2 separate regions of the Homo sapiens genome follow, and region 2 is linked to region 1. The links are chromatin contacts, found by Hi-C or POLR2A ChIA-PET in ENCODE. All regions are on one chromosome and are shown on one strand. The core of a region is the stretch at or near the end of the contact, and the rest is flanking DNA. Distances in the headings are between cores, read along the strand shown.

Region 1 (5,803 bases), core at 1,919-4,418:
GACCCATAGATAGAGTGGTAGGCAAGAACAGCTATTTATTTTACAAAGGTCTACGAGAGGGAAGCATTGTTCTAGTCAACAACCAGCTCCTAGAGTATAAAGGTTAGCAGTTAGAGCTACTGGTTAAGGAAGACTGATTGTATCAATTCCTTCTCTAATGACCAGGCAGAAGTGACAGATTTTAGGGTGGCCAAATCTGCTGAGAGCACAGTGGTGTTTATGCCAGAGAAGACCAAGGGAAATAACTAAAAGGTTCCCTGAAACCCAGCTCTAATCTGGGGAACAGATGAATGACTGCAAAATAATGATGCATGCATTGATGCTCTTGAGAGGCATCCTCTAAGCTGGGGCCAGGCCGGGCATTATCCATCTGTTCAACCTCCCAGGAGAAGCTCTGGACCTCACTGGGGACAGCATAGGGCAACACCTGGGAAATGTGAATCTGTGGTTACAGACAGGGAGAGGAACTGAAGTTGTCTTAAGGAAAGAATAATACAGAAAAAAAAAAAAAAGGCCAAATGCTTGGTGCAAGACCAGCCCTCAGCAATTATAAGGTTTTTGTCTGGCTCTGCCTCTGAGTGGTGGCATTTTGACCTGAATAAATCTGGGAAAATTTGTAAACCAACTTGTGTCATCCAAGTGCCTGGAGCAGTACAAATGGAGGCACACAGGCAAGTCTCGATGTGAACTGAAAATATAATCTTACATCTGGTTTGGCCAGCTTAGCTGTTATGGGCTGGAAATTTGTGCTCCCACCCTCCACATATATATGTGAAAGCCCTAATCCCTAGTGTGGCTGTATTCAGAGATGGGACCTCAGAGGAATAAACTGAGGTCAAATTAGAACATCAGGGTAGAACCCTGAACCAATAGGATTAATTTCCTTATAAGAAGAGACACAAGAGAGCTTGTTTGTGCTTTTTCACTCATTCATGCCCCTCCCTGTCTCTCCCTGTGCTGAGGAAAGATGACAAGAGGACAGAGAGAGAAGGTGGCATTTTTCAGGCCAGTAAGAGTCCCCTCGCAAGAAACTTAACTTGCTGGCATCTAGATTGTGGACTTCCAACATCCAGAATTGTGAAAACATGTCTATTGTTAAACCATCCAGTCTGTGGTATTTTGTTACAGCAGCCCCAGAGGACGAATATAATGGCTATATGGGAAAAAGATGCTGGAAAGCTCACTGCTTCTAACTAGGGGTGTACCAAGGAGTGGCAGACAGTCAGTTCAAATCCATAAACATTTTAAAATTCATGAGTTACAGTGATAATGCAAATAGGAAAAGGATTCAATTCCCTGCTCTCAGAAAATTCTCAATATAATTAGAAAAAATGAGACCCTAAGAATTAAACATAACAGAATGTGGTTAGAGTTATGCCACCACAGGAAGCCCGGGGCAGAGTGATGGGGTCACGCTGGAGCTGACAGTAATTTCCTGAACAGTTTGCTCTTTGAGATGGGGTTAGGTCTTTGGAATGTTTCACATTTTAATGGTTTAAGATAATTAAGATCACATATTCTGAAATGTTTTCTCCCACACTCTTGTGGTATGTATTCATTTTCTCTAAAACATTTAGCTTATTATTTTCTTTTTAAATTTTTTGAAGAGAAAAATTTTTAAAATTTCCACATGCCCTTGATAGTACTAACTATAATATATAATGATTGATTGATAGATAGATAGATTTAAATCTTTTAAAGCACACGTTATCTCTTAAGGAATGGAATCCTTGTAATAGCCCATGTGGGTTGCGAAGTAAGGCGTGACTGTCCTCTGTAAGAATGAAGATCACTTGGTGACATCTGTAAAGTCACACAGCAAAGTCAAGGCTGCTTAAGGCTAAATCAAAACTTTCCTATCACAGTCTGAACACCTGTTCCCTAAAGTGTTTAAAGTCATCTGAAGTCCTTTAAAATGTCAGCCTGAGGGAGAGAAAAAGGGAAGGAGAGGGGAATGGAGAGAATAAAACAGAGAGAGAGACACAGGTAGAGACACAGCGGTAGAGAGAGCCTGAAAGACAGATAGGTGGAGAATCAGTCTGCGCTCTGGTAATTAAGTAACTTCCTCAAGAGAAGAGAAAGTTCCTCAAGAGAAGAGAAAGTTGCCAAAAAGAAAGGGGCTCCGCTACAGCGCCCTGGGCACCTTTCCTTCCCAGCAATCCTTGAGGCTATCAGTATTTCTCTGTGTGATCCTGTGATGAAAGTCCTGTCCTTTATACCCTAAGCCTGAGGAGGCAAGGACAGCCTCTGTCTTTCTTTGATTGCCCTTCCTTGGGCCTGCTGAGAGCCCTATACCTAGAAGGTGCTCGGGAGATATTTGCTCAGTGGGCAAGGGACAGAGAGAAGGGCTCACCAGGTGTGCACACTTGCACAGGTAAGGACAGCAGCTTGAGGGGCTCCATTCTGAATCTATGAGCTGCTCACATTTGCCCAGTGGGCCCGGGGAATACACACTCACAAGTAAGTGTGCCAGCTGGAGAGGCTCAGTTATGGACTGGGTGCTTATGTCTCCCACAAATTCACGTGTTGAATTTTACCCCCAAGGTTATAGTATTAAGAGGTGAGACCTGGAAGGTGATTAGGTCAGGATGGTGCAGCCCTTATAGAAGATGCTCCAGGAGCTCTCTCTGCTCTCCATCATGGGAGGACACGGTGAGAGGATGGCCCTCCACAAGGCAGGAAATGAGCTCTCACCAGACACCATCTGCCAGGCGCTTCATTTTGGACTTCCCACTCTCCAGAACTGTGAGAATTAAGTGCTGTTTAAGTCATGGTATTTTGTTAAATCTATGTTTTTGTTGTTGTTGTTTTTATTCTTTGTGTTTTTTTTTTGAGATGCAGTCTCGCTCTGTCACCAGGCTGGAATGCAATGGCACGATCTCAGCTCACTGCAACCTCTGACTCCCTGATCCAGGTGATTCTCCTGCCTCAGCCTCCCACGTAGCTGGGATTACATGCACATGCCACTACGCCCAGCTAATTTTTGTATTTTTAGTAGAGACAGGGTTTCACCATGTTGGCCAGGATGGTCTCTAACTCATGACCTTGTGATCTGCCAGCCTCAGCCTCCCAAAGAAGTCTATGGTATTTTGTTATAGCAGTCTGGACTGACTAAGGCAGGCCTGATTCTGAATTTAGAGCAACATTTTTCATGAACTTCTAGTCATTTTGACTCAACTTCTGACACATACATTTTTTAGCCCATACTCATAGGGATAGGTCATTTTTAAAGTATCTGAAGCTTAATTCAGACAGCCTTTTGAAAGAAAAGAAATATAAAATGAACACTAAAAAAGTCCAGTAGAAATGTGGATTTTAGTTTTGGAAAAGAAATCACAACAAACTTCACTTTAAAAAATCTGATAGAAACTATATATCTAATAATTTCAAGGAATAACAATATTTGTGTTAACTGCCAGACATGTCTTTATTATGTTTCTTATTTGTGTATACTTTGACTTTTCTATCATATGATAGCCTTTTTTTATTGCCTGAATAGAAAATAATTGTTAATTAAGGTTGATTTATTTATATCAATTACAGCTTGTTATGTATAATCAGATGTAAATGTGTGTTTTTTATTTGTATCAATTACAGCTTGTTATGTATAATCACATGTAAATATTTGGTATTTTTGTCAAATTTTGGAACACTCCTATCAACTTTCATTCATGTATGAGCTAAGAGATTAGGATAATTAACTCCACAGACTAGCTTTACCGTTCACGTACTTCAGGGGCCATGCTCTGGAGGACAGCGCCTCTGATCTTGCCTCTTCACATCAGCACATTAATGACATGACACATGGACGTTGAGGACTCCCGTGCTACTGCAAGATGGCCCACAGAAACTTTACTGCACGTGGCAGTGTCTGCAAGCCACATGCATGCATTTCTCTAAACCTAAACTAAATCTATCCCAATCTCAGTTTCCCCTTAGAACCTCCCAGAGATGCCCATAGCCATTCCAACATCACCTACCTCCAGGGAATATGTGATATAAAGAAAGTTGGAGAAAGTTTTAACTGCAGCTAAAATCATTTAATTGATCACATTTTAGAAAACCACATGACCATGTGGGAATGAGAACTCCTGATGCTCCTGAGACTTTAATCTGAGGATACTCCATCTCTGTACTCCTAGGTGCAAGGTTCAGGCTGGATAATTGGATGCCAGTGTTGACTAAGGCAGCTGTGGATGATTCCCTTTCAAAGGACCTGGACATCCTATGGCAGAGAGGAGGTGTGGGCTGAGTTTTGCTAGTGTCTCTGTCCATTACTGTTTGGGTGATCTGGGGGCTGTTTGCATTTACTATGACTCAGTTTCTCATGTGTAAAATGGGGATAATAAGAACATCTTAGATTACAGGTTTATCTTGATGATTATTGAGTTAATCCATATGACACTAAGAAAAATGCTTGACTGCCTAGCAAGTGCTCAACAAATATAAGTCATTGTTATTATTGCTTTTATAAAATCTGAAAAATGATGTAAATAACCTTTAAATATATGATACTTTATTAAAACTCCTTGTGGCAATTGGGATGTTGAACATTCTTTTAAATCCCATAGCATTTGAATAAAGGAAATGTGATTTCAAACTGAGTAAATACCAGAACAGATATGTTTCCATAGCAGGGAAATGGAGAGTCAGGTTGGTCAGAAGTCTATTTTGGGGATTGATTAAGGGTTCCGTAAAACACAAGCAAGTTATGATTATCCATAACAGAAGTGCCATTGTGAAGACTGATTCTCCATTTAGATCCTTGGTTGCTCTGTTCTGTGGAGTACAGGAGTACATGGCAACTCCTTAGAGCAAAGTCGTTTCCTGGCTTCCCTGGAAGATGGAAGGAATTGTTCAAACACAAAATACTCTTTTAGCTCTTATGAAGAATGGCTTTCTGTACATTTAAGGTAACATTCTCATTACTAGATTGTATTGTTGAAAAAAAGACAGTGAGGTACTTCAATTTTTTCAAAAATTATGAAAAAAATGTATTTTCCTTGGTCAGTAGTCATGGTTGTTGTTTATCTTGGGCTCTCTGCTTTTGTGATCAGAGAAGGAAAGAGTTTGGCAGGTAGCTTTTTGCTTGTTATGGTAATAGTTTTTTTCTGGTATATTTTTCTTTTACCAAATGAGATAATGTTGGGAAACCATAAAAGGTAAAAAGAACAGAAATACAACCTCTGAACTTTCCTTCAGAAAATGGAGGGTAAGGTCGTTAACAGACCACACAAGCTACTCAAGAATGAGAAGAAAAATCTGCCAGCAAAAACGTATTTCATACCAGGATATGCTTTTTCCCATTTGATCATTGAGTTTGATTTTTCACTGATTAATATTTTTTCAAAAGTTTTACAGAAATTATAAATGGGAGAGTTTTTCAAATATACCAAACTTCAGATGGTGGGGATGGTAGGAGTTCCCAAAGCATTTTACTGGGTAGAGAGGCTACTAGTGTGAAATATATGAAAGAGTTAAGTCAGCTGGAACTGAAGGGCACAAGTTTTATTTGCAGTAAGATCCTAAAATGATTTGGTAATATTTTATTATTTTATTTTATTTTTTGAGAGGAGTCTCCCCCTATCGCCCAGGCTGGAGTGCAGTGGCGCGATCTCAGCTCACTGCAAGTTCCGCCTCTTGGGTTCACGCCATTCTCCTGCCTCAGCCTCCTGAGTAGCTGGACTACAGGCACCCGCCACCATGCCCGGCTAATTTTTTGTAGTTTTAGTAGAGACGGGGTTTCACCATGTTAGCCAGGATGGTCTCGATCTCCTGACCTCGTTATCCACCCGCCTCGGCC
Region 2 (5,803 bases), core at 1,853-4,352, 33 kb before region 1:
CCACTGAAATGACTAAATTGTAATGAGGCATAAGGTTATACCTATAGTGCTAGAGGAATTTTTCAAACCTCCTGCCACCCTGAATGTCAAAGACAACATTATCTGGTTCAAGTACATGATAAATTTGGACTTTACAGTCTGTGCCTTACATATACCCATAAAGTACTTGTCTGTGTTGTGAACATGCCTGGATGGAGAGGTTGGCTGTCCAGCCACCAAGGAACAGCCCATGTCCGCCTTTCAGAATCCGAGCCAATGTCTACATTGAGACCTTAACTTCCACATGTGTGACTGATGATGATAGATTCCCATTTGCTCCCCTAATCCGTTCCACAGGGTGTCTCAGAGAGCCCAGCCCAACAGGCATTGCCTCTGACATGTTCACATGGAACCTGAAGCTTCATAGGCATGTTTCAGGAATGTACTTATCATTCCTAACTACCATTATTAACTACCTTGATTAGGAGCTTACTGGCTGGGCATAGTGGCTCACGCCTGTAATCCCAGCACTTTGGGAGGCCGAGGCAGGCAGATCACGTGAGGTCAGGAGGAGTTCGAGATGAGCCTTTCCAACATGACGAAATGCCATCTGTACCAAAAAATGTAAAAATTAGCTGGCATGATGGCACACACCTGTAGTCCCAGCTAGTGGAGAGGCTGAGGCAGGAGACTCTCTTGAACCTGGGAGGTGGAGGTTGCAGTGAGCTGAGATCGTGCCACTGCATTCCAGCCTGGGCGACAGAATGAGACTCTGCATCAAAAATAAATAAATAAATAAATAAATAATAGAAGAGCTCACTATCTGTGACATTCTGTCTGCTCAGTCAGCAGTCTGTTAGTTCATTCATTCATTCAGTCATTCATTCAGTAATCCTTGCTGAACACCTGCTCTGTGTCAGTTTTGTGAAGGCCATTGAGCTTAGGATGGGCACCCACGCAGTCCCAGCCCCTCTGACAAGCAATCATATCATCAGAGACCCCAGTGCCTCAGAAGGGCAATGTTAGGTGTCTGAGCTAAGTCAGTGGAGTGAGTTCACTAACTAACAGTTGCTAACATGGGATCCAACTACAAGATGAATATGCAAACAGTTCACATAAAAATGATCATACCAATTAGTACCCTCTAATGTTTTTAGATCACTAATTGTGTGCTATACACTGTTTTACATGTTATAGACAAGAATATGGTGCAAAGCCCATTTGGTCCTCACAAGGAGCATTGATGTAGGCACCAAGGGTCTACAGTTCTTCATGTAACACCTCTGGAAATAGAGAAGGGTTTTGGAACTCAGCAGCTTTTAGATGTTTGTTAGAAGGGTATGTGGGGCCTTTACTCTATATTACGTGACACCTGCACAGGGCCTGGGGTTGTTCTACAACCAATCTCCTTAACAGTGCTGCTGTGAGATGTTGAAAAAAGTGAAGATGCTAAGGGTCTTCCTAGAAGTTCTGGTCAGGTCTACAGAAAATGGTTCAGGTCAGTGACATTTTAATGCCAGATGACTGATGAAGCATTACTTTTCAGAGATTTTGCACTTGGGAATTATAGAAAAGGAACAGTGCTTATGTATTTAATCTGCATTTTATAAATGGAGACCATGAGACTTAGAGGGATGATGTCACTGGCCCAAGTGCACACATGGAATTCAGCCAGTGGGATCCAGTGTGAGTTTTGAACCCAAAGCACCGTAGGAAACGAGCCCTGACAATAAAATTATCCAAAAGCATTGTGTTCGGGAGGCTCGAGCCACAGTAGCCCTGGTTAGGTAACACACTTGGACAACACCCAGGGTCCAGGACTGTCTGCTGCCTGGGTCCAGGACAGTGTAGGTCAAGAGTGGAGCAGAGTTTATAAGTGTTCCCATTCTCAGGGAGGCCATGCAGAGCCTGAGGCTCAAACAGCTGATGCCTCAGCAGAGCTGGCTAGGTATTTGTGCCTGCTGCCAGACGTGTGCAGTTCACTTTCCTCCTGCTGAGCCTCACAGTTACCCTGTGGAAGACCTTCAAGGGCCTTGAGAACCCAGGAGAACCTGGTGCAAAGCCCATCACCACCCTAAAATACTACTCCTGTGTGTCTGAACCAGCTGAGATGCTATTGGTTAAATCAGAGGAAGTTGAACTATTCTGAGATATTCAGAATGGAATTTTTTTTTTAGATCTTCAGGCTGCTGGCACTGGCACAATGGCATAGGCAGTTTAGATGAATCTTATTGTAGGGCTAATGGTTGAAAACAGTTACCTAGCAAGGATGTTTTTGACAACATAGGCATCTTCACTTGTTTATTTTTTCATTTTGTTGAAAATCAATCATTGTACAGGAAATTATTAGCCAATTGAACCAACAGGGTAGTTGGTCTGTATTCCATCTTTACTGATCAAAATCAACAGCAGAAAATCATATTCAAAGGAAAGAACTATAGTAAGCACATTCAGAACAAATTTAATGGGCACTGCTTTCCCCATGCAGAAAATCAGAAGAAATTTAATGGGCACTACTTTCCCCATGCAGAAAAATGTGCTTCAATTCAAATTTTTTGTCTTAGAGAGCTATTTTTAGTTGCATGAGACACAAAGACTATATAATCATCATAAAGATGTCAGCTGGCCCCAGCCTTTCCCAGGCACCTGCTGGAATGATTCATTTGACTAATGACACAGTATCTGCATATGGAGACTATCATGCATCTTCCCTATGTTATAATGAAACATGAGTTACCGGTGCAGCAGGAAGTATTTCCTTCAGAAGAAGGCATTGACCCTGAGAGTGCTAACAGCTCTGTCAGAGAGAGAAGAAGTAAGAACTTGTGTGAAATCAGCTCTTGCTTATCTAAGTATAGCGTCATTGTTACAGTTAAAGTCCCAGTGGCTGCTGGTGAAATGTCCCCTGGATACTTTATCTGTCTGTCCCAGGTTGGCAGTTCTCCAGCCCTAGAGGCTTCAAGACAGAGTCAAGAAAGGCCAAAGATGCTGAAACCATTGACCAACTAAGCTGGAAGTGAAAAGTTGAGGTGGTTGTGAGTGAGTGAGTGAGTGATCAGGACTGTGCTGGGAACTGCATTATCCACTGGCACTTCAGTGGTCAGGAATGTGTTGTGAGTTTTGCCTGACAGTGAGTCAGAGAGAAAGCAGCCTCCCTTCACAGTGTCCATGCACCCGAAGGGGCAGATCCAGCTCCAAAGTCCTGGGTTCCTGGAACACATTGTCTGGAGCAGCCAAGGAGCACAGCTTAGAGGGAAAAGTTCAGGGTTTAGGGACAAAGAGAGATATCCGACCTCTGCCATGTATCACAGGTGAGGCCTTGATGGCATCTCCTGACTGTAGGTTCAGCTTCCCTGGGGCCTATCAGCCACTGGAGGGTTGCATGAGGTTCAGGAAGGACTCAAACAGAGCCCCGTAGACCTAGGCCAGGTGGGCACTCACTGAACAGTGACCCTCCCTTTGACACCAAGTATTAGAGCCCCGTGGGTCCGCATTGGCAGGGTGGAATCCCTTCCAGGTAGGGAGGATCATGAGCACAGGGAAGACAGCTCAGAAAATCCCTGGGGAGGAGACAGACTGGGGTGGTTACGATGCACCCAGGCTCTTCTCATTATCTCCAGAGCCTGAAAGGCCTTGCTCTGCAGCCAGGTAGACTTGCCAGCATCACAGTGATGCTCAGCACATACCTCCAATCGTCTCACTGGGTGCAGGGTTGACAGGTCAGGGAAAGGTATTAGTGACACTGCCCCTCACCCTGGTGGTGTGTGGAGGAGACACTCTGGGGAAAGCTGGTGTCCTCAGGATGTGCTCTGAGCAGGTGGCACATGAGGCCAGTACCCCATGGGCAGCAGCCACTTGGTTCTAACAACACAGAGGAAGATAACAACACAGAGGAAGATAAGGCCCTGTTTTACTTTACCCAATTCTCCTGAAGCCCAGTGATGTGGCACTGACGAGATGCTGCCTTCATTTGTGGAAAAGCTTGAAACTTTAATAGTAGTATTTCACCAACATACACAAGGAATATCTGTTGTCTTTTGTTTGCTCCGACATAACACAGGTCTTGGTATGGTGCCTTGAAATCACTTGAGCCAATCCTATTTTAGAGATATAAGTCCATGCTGGCAAATTTTCTGAATGCTTTGTATTCATAACTGCAGGAAAATAATGAGACAGAAGAGATGCCATTAAATAGGAAAACATTAGGGGAAAAGAAGGTCATTTCATGACCATTTAAAATATCATATTTTGTTCATTTAACACAAATCCCTTATTTCTTTTTAGTAAACCATTTTCTTGACAAGACCTTCAAAATACAACATAAGTGAGAAAAGTGGTACGCAGGATAGTATTTACACCACACCAGCACACATGTGTGCTGAGTATCTCCGGAAGGGCACGGGAGAAAGTGCTTATAATAGTTACCTCTAGGTATAATAGTTACCTCTAGGAAAGGATTTATTTTTCCTGTAGACCCTTTTGTACTTTCTAATGTGTGCATATTCATACTCAAAAAATATAATGAAAAGTGTATGTGTTTATGTGAATAGAAAACATTTTAAATAGGATGAAATGGAGAGAGAGCTAAAAGCAGTCTGGCTTGCAGGCGAGCAGTAGATTAGAAAAGTAGCTGCTTCTCCCTTGTTTTCAGGACACAGCCCTGCTGCACAGGGAGGCTCAACCCATTGAGGTGCATGAATAAACTTTTCTGCAGAAACCCTGTACACCATGGATTAGGCTGCACTTGAAGCAGAACACTGTTGTGCAAACCTTTAAATAATAATAAAAACATGCTTCTGGTAGAGTATTAAAGTTTAAGGTCACTCCAAAAGACTATCATTCATAAGAGAATGAACTTAAAATATCCTGTGCTCTGCCAGGCACAGTGGCTCACACCTGTAATCCCAGCACTTTGAGAGGCTGAGGCTGGCAGATCATCTGAGGTTGGGAGTTTGAGACTAGCCTGACCAACATGGAGAAACCCCATCTCTACTAAAAAATACAAAATTAGCCAGGCATGGTGGCACATGTCTGTAATCCAAGCTACTCGGGAGGCTGAGGCAGGAGAATCGCTTGAACCCAGGAGGTAGAGGTTGTGTTGAGCTGAGATCATGCCATTGCACTCCAGCCTGGGCAACAAGAGTAAAACTCCATTTCAAATAATAATAATAATAATAATCCTGTGCTCCCTGTGTAGAAGTTTCTTGATGGCCATGACATTTCCAATGAAAGACTCTTAAGAATGATAATTTCCTTAATTTTGGAATGGGGATGAAGCTTTTCATTTTGACTTTCTCTTTTCATCCTAGTGCTTTGAGTAGCTAGGCAGGATGTTCTTTTCAAGTGTGGCATCACTTTGCTCATGTCTCCCTAGAGTTCAACATGTTCCACATGATCGCCGTGGGGCTGAGCAGCTCCATCCTCGGCTGCCTCCTCACCCTGCTCGTCTATACTTACTGCCAGCGGTACCAGCAGCAATCCCACGATGCGACTGTCATCCACCCCGTCTCACCTGCCCCCCTTAATACCAGCATAACCAACCACATCAACAAACTGGACAAGTACGACTCGGTGGAGGCCATCAAGGTAAGTGAATTTTAATATTTCTGCTAAGTGCCTGGTTTTCCTTAACACTTGTAGGGAGTATTTTGATGCCCTTTCTCTGCTGTGGTGGTTTCCTTTGAAACTGAATTTTCTCCCTATGTGAGAATAAGAAACATCTTTAGTCCTTACGACTTCAGGTGGCTGGGAGAACTTATGTCCCAGGAGCCACAATGTCCATACTTGTCTCTTAGCCATGTGGCCTCTATTCTCCACCACCTGT

Evidence for each region. Hi-C counts contacts between places; a loop is a spot of excess contacts on that map. ChIA-PET counts read pairs that join two places held with the same protein, here RNA polymerase II (POLR2A). Pooled maps may share reads with other maps.
Region 2: a map of ascending aorta shows a loop between it and region 1 (2.3-fold over the local background). The contact joins two enhancer-like sites. A Hi-C loop is called at or near these places in 1 of 168 maps with a recorded cell type or tissue (ascending aorta), 1 of 37 single-sample maps with no recorded cell type and 2 of 50 pooled maps. POLR2A ChIA-PET finds 5 or more read pairs at or near these places in 2 of 52 experiments (AG04449 and MCF 10A).

The regions. Positions count from the first base shown.
Region 1 is chr5:9,011,421-9,017,223 of GRCh38, reverse strand. No RefSeq gene overlaps it. Among named protein-coding and RNA genes, the nearest start is that of MIR4636, 40 kb to the left of the region's middle. RefSeq lists an enhancer at 2,406-3,605. Within about 2 kb of position 3,168, at least 3 of the 41 ENCODE cell types and tissues checked have a DNase peak (open chromatin) inside an H3K27ac peak, as active enhancers do; they include ascending aorta, where a contact is called at or near this core.
Region 2 is chr5:9,044,135-9,049,937 of GRCh38, reverse strand. SEMA5A (semaphorin 5A) reads left to right here. Exons shown (of 23, transcript NM_003966.3): 22 at 5,354-5,565. Among named protein-coding and RNA genes, the nearest start is that of MIR4636, 6.9 kb to the left of the region's middle. Within about 2 kb of position 3,102, at least 3 of the 41 ENCODE cell types and tissues checked have a DNase peak (open chromatin) inside an H3K27ac peak, as active enhancers do; they include ascending aorta, where a contact is called at or near this core.